Regions from separate parts of the Homo sapiens genome. Here region 1 is linked to region 2. Evidence: read pairs that join two places in POLR2A ChIA-PET (ENCODE). Cell type or tissue: Panc1. All regions are shown on one strand. Each heading gives the region's core, and the rest is flanking DNA. Links, peaks and the distances in the headings are about the cores only.

Region 1 (6,034 bases), core at 718-5,717, 130 kb after region 2:
TGGAGTCTCGCACTGTCGCCCAGGTTGGAGTGCAATGGCGCGATCTCTGCTCACTGTAATCTCTGCCTCCCGGGTTCAAGTCGTTCTCCTGCCTCAGCCTCCCGAGTAGCTGGGATTACAGGCGCATGCTGCCACGTCCGGCTAATTTTTTGTGTTTTAGTAGAGACAGGATTTCACCATGTTGCCCAGGCTGGTCTCGAACTCCTGAGCTCAGGCAATCCACCCGCCTCAGCCTCCCAAAGTGCTGGGATTACAAGCATGAGCCACCACACTCGGCCAATTTTCTTTTTTTTTTTTTTACCAACCGTCAGGCTCCATGACTTTGGGGACTGTGTGTACCCTCTAGAGCTCATGAGGCCCATCCCCTGCCTCCATGCATGAGGATGGCTTAGAGAAGACTGGTCCTTATTCAACTCTTCCCTCTCACTTGTCAGTGTCTTGGCTCCTGACCACAAGGTATGGAACCTTTAGGGCCCCCTCCAGACACAGAATCCAGCTTTGTCATCCTCTAACACAGAAAACATTTCAGGACTTCTTTGGGATGTTCGACCCACCTGGATGTGTCCTGGAACCCTACTACCTGTCTGCAGCAGGAAGTCAAACAGAAGGCAGCCATTCCCGTCTTCTCTATCAGCATTAGCAGCCACAGTTTAGAAATTCAGCCTGTGCTTTTCTCTAGGGCCTGCATCTGTGCAGACTTCTACCCTCAGGCTTCCCTACAAGATGCTCAGAAGGTACTGAACAGAACACGCACTTGCAAAAATGACCAAAAGCACAAAGGCAAGGGAATAGATCACCTTCTCCTTTCTACTTTCTATTCCCCTACATCTCTCTTTGACTTTAGAGCCCTAAAATTGCCATAGTTCTTAATTTTAGTCAACTTACTACTAATTTTAAAGTATACGAAAATTAGTTAATGACACTTATTAAGCACCTATTACGTGCAAGGTATTATCAAGCAAAATGTAGTGTTCTTACAGTTCCTTCTGTTTGCCTCATATTTTGCTGTTTTCCTGCGATGGTCAGTATATATTGCCTCCCATCACACACCATGTTTTTTGAGCAGCCAGAGACCCAGGCAAATCAATAAATGTTTATCAAATTTCTTTTTTTTTGAAACAGAGTCTCGCTCCGTCGCCCAGGATGGAGTGCAGTGGCGCGATCTCAGCTCACTGCAACGTCCGCCTCCCAGGTTCAAGCTATTCTCCTGCCTCAGCCTCCCAAGTAGCTGGGACTACAGGCACCCACCACCATGCCCAGCTACTTTTTTTTTGTATTTTTATTAGAGACGAGGTTTCACCATGTTAGCCAGGATGGTCTCTATCTCCTGACCTCGTGATCCGCCTGCCTCAGCCTCCCAAAGTGCTGGGATTACAGGCGTGAGCCACCACGCCCGGCCAAGTTTCTTCTATCTGTTACTAGCTTTGCACCTGTGGAAGAATACAATTGCATATCTGCCCTTGAGACCACTATGCTGTACAGTCTGTCAAATGTGTCTCCAAAACAATTAGAAACCATGCAAAGCAGCACATAAATAAATACTTATCGGCTATGATGGAGACTGAGGTTATGCTTTTTTTTTTTTTCTTGACACAGAGTCTTGCTCTGTCACCCAGGCTGGAGTGCAATGGTGTGATCTCTGCTCGCTGCAGCCTCTGCCTCCTGGGTTCATGCGATTCTCCTGCCTCAGCCTCCCAAGTAGCCGCGATTATCATGCCTGTAATCCCGGCACTTTGGGAGGCCAAGGTGGGTGGATCACCTGAGGTCAGGAGTTCGAGACCAGCCTGGCCAACATAGAGAAACCCTGTCTACGAAAAATACAAAAATTAGCTGAGTATGGAGGTTATGCTTTTAAAGAGCAAGATGGAAATGGTTCTTGGGAAAATAACTACAGAAAGAGTTGGTTTCCTGGCCGGGTGCGGTGGCTCATGCCTGTAATCCCAGCACTGTGGGAGGCCGAGGCGGGTAGATCACTTGAGGTCAGGAATTCCAGACCAGCCTGGCCAACATGGTGAAACCCCGTCTCTACTAAAAATACAAAAATTAGCCGGGCGTGGTGGCGGGCACCTGTAATCCCAGCTACTCAGGAGGCTGAGGAAGGAGAATCACTGGAACCCAGGAGGCGGAGGTTGCAGTGAGCTGAGATCACGCCACTGCCCTCCAGCCTGGGCTACAGAACGAGACTCCGTCTCAAATTAAAAAAAAAGAAAAAAGAAAGAAAGAGTTGGTTTCCACTGTTTCAAGACTAATGGAAGAAACTGTTCTCATGAAGAATGGGAAGGACAACCTATAGACTCACAGGAAGCTAAGGGGTAGGGTGGGAACCTTGCCTGAGTTAAGAATAAGGAAACTAGGCAAATTCCTCTCTGCAAAATGATGGTAACACTACTGCCTGCCTCATGGTGGTGAGGATTAGAACAGTGTCTTGCAAGTAGTAAGCTCAATGTCAGTGTTCACTACACTACTACTGTTTTCGTTCTTAGGTGAACTGTTTTACTTTGGGACTGGCTAGAGGTGGGGGTTGGGGGACTGGCTTATATTATGGTGTCTTAGGTTAGTGACTGAAACACACTGACAATCTTTGTTCCTGGCAAAGCAACACTATGCTCTCATTTCAATCCCACTTATAAATTCTGCAATGGAAAAAATGGAGCTGGCCCTTAGGGAACTCACTATAGGGGCCTGAGACTTGGGCCATGCTCTCACTAAACCCTCTGGCGGAAGACCTTCGGGCCACCCAGCCCCACCTGGAGGTGGAAGGTGATTAAATGGATGATCTCACCCGGTCCCTTTTGAGAGGGCCTGAGTCTGTGATCCTGTAAACAGACTCCTATGCATTGCAAACCATGGGCGTTTTTGTGGATTGTTCTTTGTTCAGAAAAAGCCAGAGCAGTTTTGAGAAGTCTGCAGAATGTTAGAGCTGTCACTTCTAAAGTAATGTAACGCTGTCTGTTACCCCACCTATCAGCAAAGCAAAGCAAGGTATATGTCTCCATGAGTCAGGGTTTATTTAATATTCACAACCCCGGCAGTTTTTTGACTGATGAAAATATTTTGCAAACAGAACCTGGTCCTGTTTTTCTCCTCACTCTTTCCCCCTGCCAAATGTAGAGTGAGAGGTTGGCAGAGGCAGTGCTAAACTAGTAGGGCTGAGGAGATACTATCTCCGTCTCCTTGTAACACAAAACATTTATTTTGCTGGGAGTGAACACAAAATTGAAAAGGGGCCAAGATTTCTGGGAGCAGGAGGTTTGGTTTTCCCCCTGGCTGGACTGCCTGGTTTGTTGACTTTCTGCCTTTGCCACCCCCTGAGCCACACACCAGCCTTACCTAAGACATAGACCATTACAAAGGCAGCTCTAGAAGCACCAGACTACCCCCACCCCAGCTCCAGGGGAGAGGACCAGCCATTATTCAGCAAATGAGTCAGCCGTGAGTGACAAAGCCAGGCTTGGTGACTCCCTTCCCCACTTGTTGCCTTGCCCTCTAGCTGTCTGTCCAGGGACCCAAAAGCCGAGTGATGGATGTCCCAAATGCAGACACCACTCGGAGACCCACCCGGCAGCTAGGCAGACATAGCAGGCACTTTGCTGAGGGCCTAACTCCCATGCTGCAGGATGACTGTATATCAAGATCTGTGATCACTGCGGAAGTCTCATTTTCCCAGACTTGGTTCCGCAGCTGTGCTGCCTTCAGATGCTGCCTTGGTTGAAATCCTGGCTCTTACTAGGTATGTGGCCATGGGCAGGTTATTTATCTTTCCCATGTTTCAATGTCCTTATCTTCAAAATAGGGATAATAATAGCACCTTTCTCCTAGGCTGTTGTGAGAATTAGACCAGCACGCTCACCATAGGTATTAGTTATGTGAGTACTATTACTGTCAAAGGTAAGGTAGGAGTATAGTTTCCTCTTATACTCTCAGCTTCACAGTGCCAGAGTCATTGACACCTGCTCTCAACTGCCTCGCTGTGCCCTCAACGCTCAGCCCTGGTGCCTCTGCCAGGGCTCTCTGCATGAAGAGTCGCCTTCCCCTTACATCAGGGCTGGCTTTGTGTTGTCTCTGAAACTTCTTGGACCTTGCCAGCGTGTTCTTTGGTCCTCTTCTTACGTGGAACTGCCAGTATCAGTGTGCCACTGAGCCTCAGTCTGTTCCATGATTTGTTTATTTTTAAATTTTATTTTATTTTATTTTTAGAGACTGGGTCTCACTCTGTGGCCCAGGCTGGAGTGCAGTGGCATGATCATGGCTCACTGCAGCCTCAAACTCCTGATCTCAAGTGATCTGTCTGCCACAGCCTCGCGAGGAGCTAGGACCACGGGCACTCACCACCATGGCTGGCTAATTTTCTCTCTCTTTTTTATTTTTGTAGAAATGGGAGTCTGTGTTGCCCAGGCTGGTCTCAAATTCCTGGCCTCAAGTAATACTCCTGCCTCAGCATCCCAAGGCACTGGGATAACAGGCTTGAGCCACAGCGTGCCTGGCCTATTTAAAACCTTTTCTTTCAAGAAAACAGAAGTATCTTAGGGGATTTAGAACCATACTACTATGGTCCTGCTTCAGAAAATCTACTATCTCTTTATGTATTTTTTCATCTAACTCAGTTTTGTTGTGCATTGTTTAGGTCAGAGTTGTTTAAGCTCAGCACTATTGATATTTTGGGCCAGATAATTCCATGTGGTGGGGACTCTCTTGAGCAGTTGAGAATGTTTAACGGCAACCCTGGCCCTCCCCCCACTAGATGCCAGTAGCACCCACTCCTCTGGTTGTGGCAAAATATCTCTAGACATTGCCAGTGTCCTCTGGGATAAGGTTGTCAGATTTAGCAAATAAATTTGATATCAAAATTAGCAAATATATTTGATATCAAAATATATTTTATCTGGCAGCCTTCCTCTGTGGGCAAAAATCACTCCAGGTTGGGAACCACGGGTTTAAATACCCTACACGTTCACATTCATTTACTCACATGATAACTGCGTCAGGTAGTTACTAGCAACCCATTCTAAAGATGAGGAAACTGAGTCTTGAAGAAGGAAAGTGGCTTGCCCACAGTCACCCAGGTCGATGGCTCATTTCAGTGCTCTTTCCATTTTATTACAGTGGCCCAACAGAGCTCAGCCTCTTGCAATATCTTCCTTGTTTATGAACATTCAGGAGGCTCCATTCCAACTCTTCTGGGCTGATGCTCTGATGATTGGGACATCGATTGTGTGAAGGGCCAAACTAGACATTGTCCTACAAACCTCTCCACCTCACACAGCTCTGAAAACGTTTCTTGGAGAGGAGGCAAAGGGAGAGGAAGGGAAAGGAACAGCAGGGGGTGCAGGGTCCCCGCCTCCCACAGCTCCGCAGCCAAAGCCTGGAGAGACAAAAGGCAGTGCGGCGCAGGGGTGATTATTTCCCTTGCTCTATCACCCAGCTCAATGGGGCATTCTGGATGCCTGCCCTCCGATGCCCAGGGGCCTTATTAACAGACCTCAGCTGTTGCCCAAAGCCCTTACCTCACCCAAGAGGGCTCTATTTGCATGATAATGCCCTCCTTGGGGGAATTATTGCTTAATTAAAGAACAGCAATCACTTTAATTAGCATGCCTCCTTGCTCCCTGGTACTTTGCATGGATTCAAATGAGCTCCTCATTAGGTATTGGCACTTGGACAAATCGAGGGCCTCTGGCTGGGAAGGGAGGCTCCCAGGGCAGGCAGCCCCAGCCGGGACCTCAATGGCGGGGAGGCCCAGCCCTGCCAAGAACACAACCCCGGCTTTGTGAAGGGAATGGCAGACAGGGCCTGGGCCAGCACCCTTTGAGGCCCACAACAGGGCACACAGGGGAGGGCCAGGCCCTGGAGGGTGGTGTTTGCAGGCGCCGGCCAAGGGCTCTCTCTTTGCCTCTGTCCGCTTGAGCTACACCCCCCTTTCAGCTCTTTTGCCATTGGCATTTAGCTGTATTACACCATCCTCCTCCTCCCGTAAGAATGTTTGGAGCCTTTCTCCATCAGTCCCCGCTACACCCATGCGCACCTGGCTCAGTCT
Region 2 (6,034 bases), core at 593-5,592:
AAACTTAGACGCTCAAGAAACATTTGTTCAATTCATTGTTTACGTTCTTTGGTTAAGAGGTATAAGTAAGTTTAAGAGGCAGGAGCTATACATGCATAATCTCATGTGTTCCTCACAGGAAAACCATTAAAGGAAGAAATTGAAGCTTAGAGAAGTTCTGTAAGATGCTGAGGTCACACAGTAATAAAGAGATAAATGTGTGTTCTCATTACTGCGCTTTCTTGTCTCTCAAAGCAAGGAACCAGCTCACCTTGTCTCTCCCAGCTCCTCACCTCCCGAGGCAGCAGGGACAGGAGCCCTGGGCCTGTTCTCCCATTCCAGACACATCTCTTCTCTTCCAGACAGGGGCTGTGGCTCTGCCATGGGGTTCCTGTTCTGGCAGAGCCAGGACACAGGATGGGGGTAGGCTTCACCTCTGTGATGGTCTGTTTTATGTGTCAACTTGGCTAGGTCATGGGGTACCCAGATATTTCAAACATCACTCTGGGTGTTTCGGGAGGGTGTTCTGGGGTGAGATGAACATTTGAATTGATAGAATCAGTAAAGAACATTGCCCTCCCCAACATGGGTGGGCCTCATCCAATCAGGTGACGGCCCGAACAGAACAAAAAGGCTGAGTAAGATGGAACTCCGCCTGCCTGACTGCCTGAACTGGAACTGCGGTCTTTTCCTGCCTTCAGACTCAAACTGAAACCTCAGCTCTCCCTGGATCTCAAGCCTGTGGACAGCAGATCTTGAGATTTGTCAGCCTCCATAATCACATGACCCGATTCCTTATGATAAATCCCTTTCTGTATATACATACAACCTCTTCGTTCTCTTTCTCTGGAGACCCCTGACTAATATACCCTCTCTCCCTGACTCTCCCTTCGAGGGTCCCCTTCCTAAGGGGAAAGAGCAGGTTGAGGAGCCCCACCTGACTTCCGTGTTCCTGATGCCCCAGCTGAGAAAAGGCTGGGGGGCTGATAACGCAAGCAGCGTAGACTAACTCTGCATCAGCACAAGCTCTTGCCACTGCCAGAGGATCCTTTAAAGCTCCCCTGATTCACATGGCTAGAATTCTCCCGTTCTCTCCAGAGACAGGGGCCGGCCACCCTGAGGTGGAGAGTGCTGCCGGATCCCCACACTTTATTTCCATAGGAACCTCTAAGGGAGATCGGAGGAGATTCCCAGTCTGGGGAGTGGGGGAATCAAATGAGTGGCCCGTATGCACTGGTCACCAGGGGCAGTCAAACCTGACTCTCAGGGACCACCTGCCATTCTGCTCCATAGCTGAGTTAGGAGGGAAAGGGAACTCGAGACCCTGAGGAAGGCATGGAAGGGCTTGGCCGTGGATCGAGTGAGGGTGGGATAGGGGTCTGTCCATACAGCCTCTTCATGCAGCCACTGTCCCAGGCAAGTGAGAAGCCAGAGTGCCACAGTGACATCTTGGGCCCTGGAGGAGCCACCTGGAATTCAACTCTGACAGCTCCTGTCTTGGCTGAGCCTTGGAGAACCTGAAACCGGACATCAGATCCCCCTTCTCACTGGGGTTCAGGAATCTCATCCTCCGTCTAACCCTGCCACCAGAGGATGGAAAAATCTGACCCCCTCTCGGGCTGTCATTCAGAGACAGCTAGACAACAGGATATGCTCCAAGAGCTAGAGAGACAGAGAATTCAGAGAGCCCTGGACAGCAGGAATGCTGGGCTCCAGCCCAGCTCCGGGATCCAGACTTGATAGTTCAAATCTAGCTAGGAGCATGAATGGTGCACCTACTGCATGCTGGGCACTGTTCATCCGTGTGTGTGCATGAGCGCATGTGTGGACAGGCATGAATGAATGAATGAATGATATCAAACACATATGTGTGCATGAATTATATCAAAGATTTGTAAAGTACATAAAAAATAAACGTACAGCTTGAGGAACTGTAACCCTCACTCGACTCAAGGAACAGCACATTTCAGCACCCAAAAAGCACCCCCGTGTGCTAATTTAAGTCTTGTCATTTGATATTCACAATATACTCTTTACAACAAAGAAGGTGTTATTATCCCACTTATCTGTGAGGAAGCTAGGGCCCAGGGAGGCTCGGAAACGTCCTCGCTTTTCAGATTATCACCAACCCCAGCTGTCTGACTCCACAGCTCCTCCCGCCACTCCACCTAAAGGTTGTTTGAACCTCAAGGTCCCTGTGGTCGGGAGTCCTGTGTTGGGCAGGTAATTGGACCAGAAGAGTTTGGGGGCCTTTCTCAACTCTGTCCAGTGATTCTAATTTTACAATATCCTTTGAGCGAAAATGCAGGGAGCTCGTGGTCCTCTCCCCTGGGTCTGCCCCAGCCACGTCCTACCCTCCCCAATTCTGCATTATGGATGGGGTGAATCATCTGGTAAATAATTAACGAGTCATCGAGGCACTGAGGGTAACAGGAGAGCAGGGGTGGAGGCATGGGCAGGGCTAAAGTTGGCAACCTGAGCCAGACCACCATCCTCCCAGGGCTGGGCTCTGCTCTGGGTAGAAGGGGCCCACAGGTCAGGCAGGAGCCTCAGGTGGGTGGCCATCAGGGAGATGGGGCCATGGTGGGTCAGAGGGCCCAGCACAGCCCAGTCAGCCTCCTGCTGCTGATACACCTCTGCCTTCTGCACCTGAGGGCCTCAGGTGAGTGATACTCAGACCCCCCAGGGGGTTCATTTCCCACTCCCATCCCATTATTCCTGCCACTTCCTGGGGGATCCTCCTTTTGCACTCCATTCCATGAAGTCCGTTCAGTCATTCATCGGCTAGACATTTAACTAGCGTTCACTGAGCGACTACTATGTGCCACGTAGGTGAGAGCACTCTGCTTAACCTTGAGAAGCTGGAGTCATCCTGAGAGCCACTGTGAGGTGGTAAGCCTAGGAGTGGTATGGTCAGATCCAGGTTTCAGAAAGCTCCCTGGTTTTGAGGGGGATTAGGGCAATCAGGAGATCATTGCCATAATCCAGGTGAGAGATGCTGGCATCTTGGGCCAAAGCAATGTCCATGGGGTTGGAAGAAATTGGTTTCTGGGTTACATATTTTTATTCTTTTTTTTTTTTTGAGATGGAGTCTTGCTGTCACCCAGGCTGGAGTGCAGTGGTGTGATCTCGGCTCACTGCAACCTCTGCCTCCTGGGTTCAAGTGATTCTCCAGCCTCAGCCTACCAAGTAGCTGGGATTACAGGTGTGTGCCACCATGCCCAGCTAATTTTTGTATTTTTAGTAGAGCCAGGGTTTTGCCATGTTGGCCAGGCTGGTCTCAAACTCCTGACCTCAGGTGATCTGCCCGCCTCAGCCTCCCAGAGTGCTGGGATTACAGGCCTGAGCCACTGAGCCCGGCCCCAGAGACTTACTTTCATGCAAATTTGCTGAGGTCCTCAGCACTTCATGGCATGAGGCCCACCCTGGCCACATGTGAGGGGACAGCGGGGAACATGGTACTTGGGCTTAGGCTGGGGTTGAGGGCTGGGCCCTGAGCCGAGAACACCTGTTAAGTGACTTACTCCACAGGAACTACTTAATGGCTGGTCCCTGATAGACTGGGAACTCCATGAGAGCAGGGGTGGGGGGCTCATTTGTCCTTGTGACCCCGGCACTCTATGCTTAGTTGAACGAATGCTGGATGGGCTGATGCGGGCGGTGTCCTCTTTCCCTTGCTGCAATCAACTGGAACAGGGTGGGAGGGAGCCCTGGGATCCTCCTGGAATCCTTACACAGGAACTCCAGACCCCGAGCCACCAGTGGCCAAGCAGATCTCCTTATCTCCAGGGTCACCATCGTCACGGGACTGATCATCAGACTGATCTTGGGGCGCTTGTTACAAATATGGATTCCTGGGCCCTGACCCCCTCACCACCACTGGGAGTGTCTGACTTGATAGTCTGGGGTGACGTCCACGAATCTGCCTTTTGGATGGTCTAGTGACCCATGAGGAGTGGGGATGTCTGCTCCAGTCCATTCTCTGACTTCAGTCAACCCCTCCTTCAGTGCATCCAAACAGGAAACCCAGAGGCTCCCACACAAACTGTCTCTTGCCCACCAACTCCAGAAGTGCTTTTATGTGGTCTTCCTGAACCCTGCCTGGGCCGCTTGGGACTGCAGAACCAAAAAGAGAGGCTCCAGGCAAGGCAGGGAGTGCAGGAGAGCCCAGAGCAGCCCAGAAGTCCTGCTATGCCCCTTCTCTCCCCAGGCCAGCCCCACCCGACCCCCGAGGCCCCTGTAGAGGAGGTGGTGTCTGTCCAGGGAGTGCGAGGTGGCTCCGTGGAGCTGGCCTGTGGCTCAGGGCCTGCCCCGCTGCTGGTCCTCTGGAGCTTCACCCCCCTGGGCTCCCTGGTTCCCCGGCCTGTGGCCGTCACCGATGGAGCCATGTCCAAGGTGGAGGCCATCGCCTCGGCTCTGGGAGTCGTGAGTCTGAGGAACAGCAGCCTGGTGCTGGGGGAGCTTCACGAGGGTGCCCGTGGCCACTTCCTATGCCAGGTTCTGCACGTGGCTGGCGGCCAGCTCCACGCTGCCTACTCCCACCTCACGCTGGCTGTGCTGGGTGAGGGCCTGGCCCCAGCTGCAGCTGGTCCGCGGGCTGCTTTGGATTTCTCTGGAAGTGTGCTGCCCATTCCCTTTGTGTGTGTGCGGGACCCAGGTTCTAAAGGGCGCCCCACTCCAGGGACTTTGGAAAGCTGGGGTGATGAGGAAGGGATGGTCAGGGTGGGTGGGCTGGTGAGTCCCCAGCCAGCAGGGGTGGGGGCGCTGGACACAGCTGGGCGTGTCCTGGGTCTGTAATAACACAGCGGGCCTCTCCCTCCTCTGGCCAGTGCCGGTGTCCAAGCCTCAAGTGCGACTGAGTAACCCGTCCCCTGTGGAGGGAGCCTCCGTGGTGGCCACGTGTGCAGTGCGGGAGGGCACAGAGCCCGTGACCTTTGCCTGGCAGCATCGGGCACCCCGAGGCCTTGGAGAGGCCCTGGTGGGGGTCACTGAGCCACTATTCCAGCTGGACCCTGTCAACCGGACACACCTAGGGTGGTACATGTGCAGCGCCAGCAACTCCGTGAACAGGCTGAGCAGTGACGGGGCCTTCCTGGACGTCATTTGTGAGTCAGACTGTGGTGGGGGGGCTGTCAGGGCTGACACCCATCTCCCCATCCACACTCAGCCTTCCACACCTCAGAACTCCCCAAATCCCTCCACTGCAGGAGTGCCTCGCCCTCTAAAAGTCTCCAGCAGGCAAGAGTCACGGGGTGCCGTGCCCCTGCTGCCCACTGCAGCTCTAGTTCCAGGCTGTTAGCCTTATAAAGGTCAAGGACACCCTTTTCCAGGAAAACGTGCATACATTCATGCTTACAATTTCACTCACCATTTCACTGGCGGCCTGGAGAGTCTGCCTTTAGGTTGAGCCTGGAGGGCTCTCAGAAACCAACAGGACCCCAGGAGACAGGAATGGGGCCACAGTGGGAGGAGAGGGCAGCAAGCCTGAAGTTAGAAGTCAGGAGCCCCGGGTGAAAGATGAAGGCCAGGGTGGCCTGGAGCTCGCTGTCCCACATGGCAGCCACGCATGTGTATCTTCGGTCACTTGAGATGGAGCCAATCCAAACTGAGCTGTGCTGTAGGCATGGAAGGCACACTTGATTTTGAAGCTTTAGTCCAAAAGAAAGAATGTAAAATATCCGTAACTTCTATATTGATTATATATTGAAATAACATTCTGGATATATTTGGTTAAATAAATATATTCTTAAAGTAAAACACCTATTGGTGGTTTTTGTTTTTGTTTTCTGCTTGATCGGGTTTGGTCATTTTTACGTAAGATTTGGCTACTAGAACGTGTTATAAAAAAAAATCTGTGTCTGGCATCCGCCTATTGGACGGTGCTGGTCTTAGACGTTTTAAGGAGCGAGGACGAATGGCGTCCTATTTATCGGTCTTCACCGTGGCGGTTTGTGGAAATTGTGAACTGAGGACTGTTGAGGCAGGTGAGCAGGAGAGTTCTTGCGAAAGAGGCAGGAGCAGACTGGAAGTAGGCAAAGAATTCAGAACTCTTTTG

Evidence for each region. Peaks named below come from ENCODE experiments on the same cell type or tissue, not always from the same donor. Only the 100,000 strongest peaks of a DNase experiment are listed, where the experiment ranks them.
Region 1: POLR2A ChIA-PET joins it to region 2 with 8 read pairs; 6 of 35 experiments call an interaction of 5 or more read pairs at or near these places.

What each region holds. Positions count from the first base shown.
Region 1 is chr11:126,077,086-126,083,119 of GRCh38, forward strand. No RefSeq gene overlaps it. Among named protein-coding and RNA genes, the nearest start is that of CDON, 17 kb to the left of the region's middle. RefSeq lists an enhancer at 1-60. In Panc1, for the core only: no CTCF peak of the experiment used is centred there; a DNase peak (open chromatin) is centred at 3,396.
Region 2 is chr11:125,943,497-125,949,530 of GRCh38, forward strand. It overlaps VSIG10L2 (V-set and immunoglobulin domain containing 10 like 2), which reads left to right and starts at 2,548. Exons shown (of 12, transcript NM_001365077.2): 1 at 2,548-2,641; 2 at 4,190-4,540; 3 at 4,809-5,084. The coding sequence starts at 2,560. In Panc1, for the core only: no CTCF peak of the experiment used is centred there; no DNase peak of the experiment used is centred there.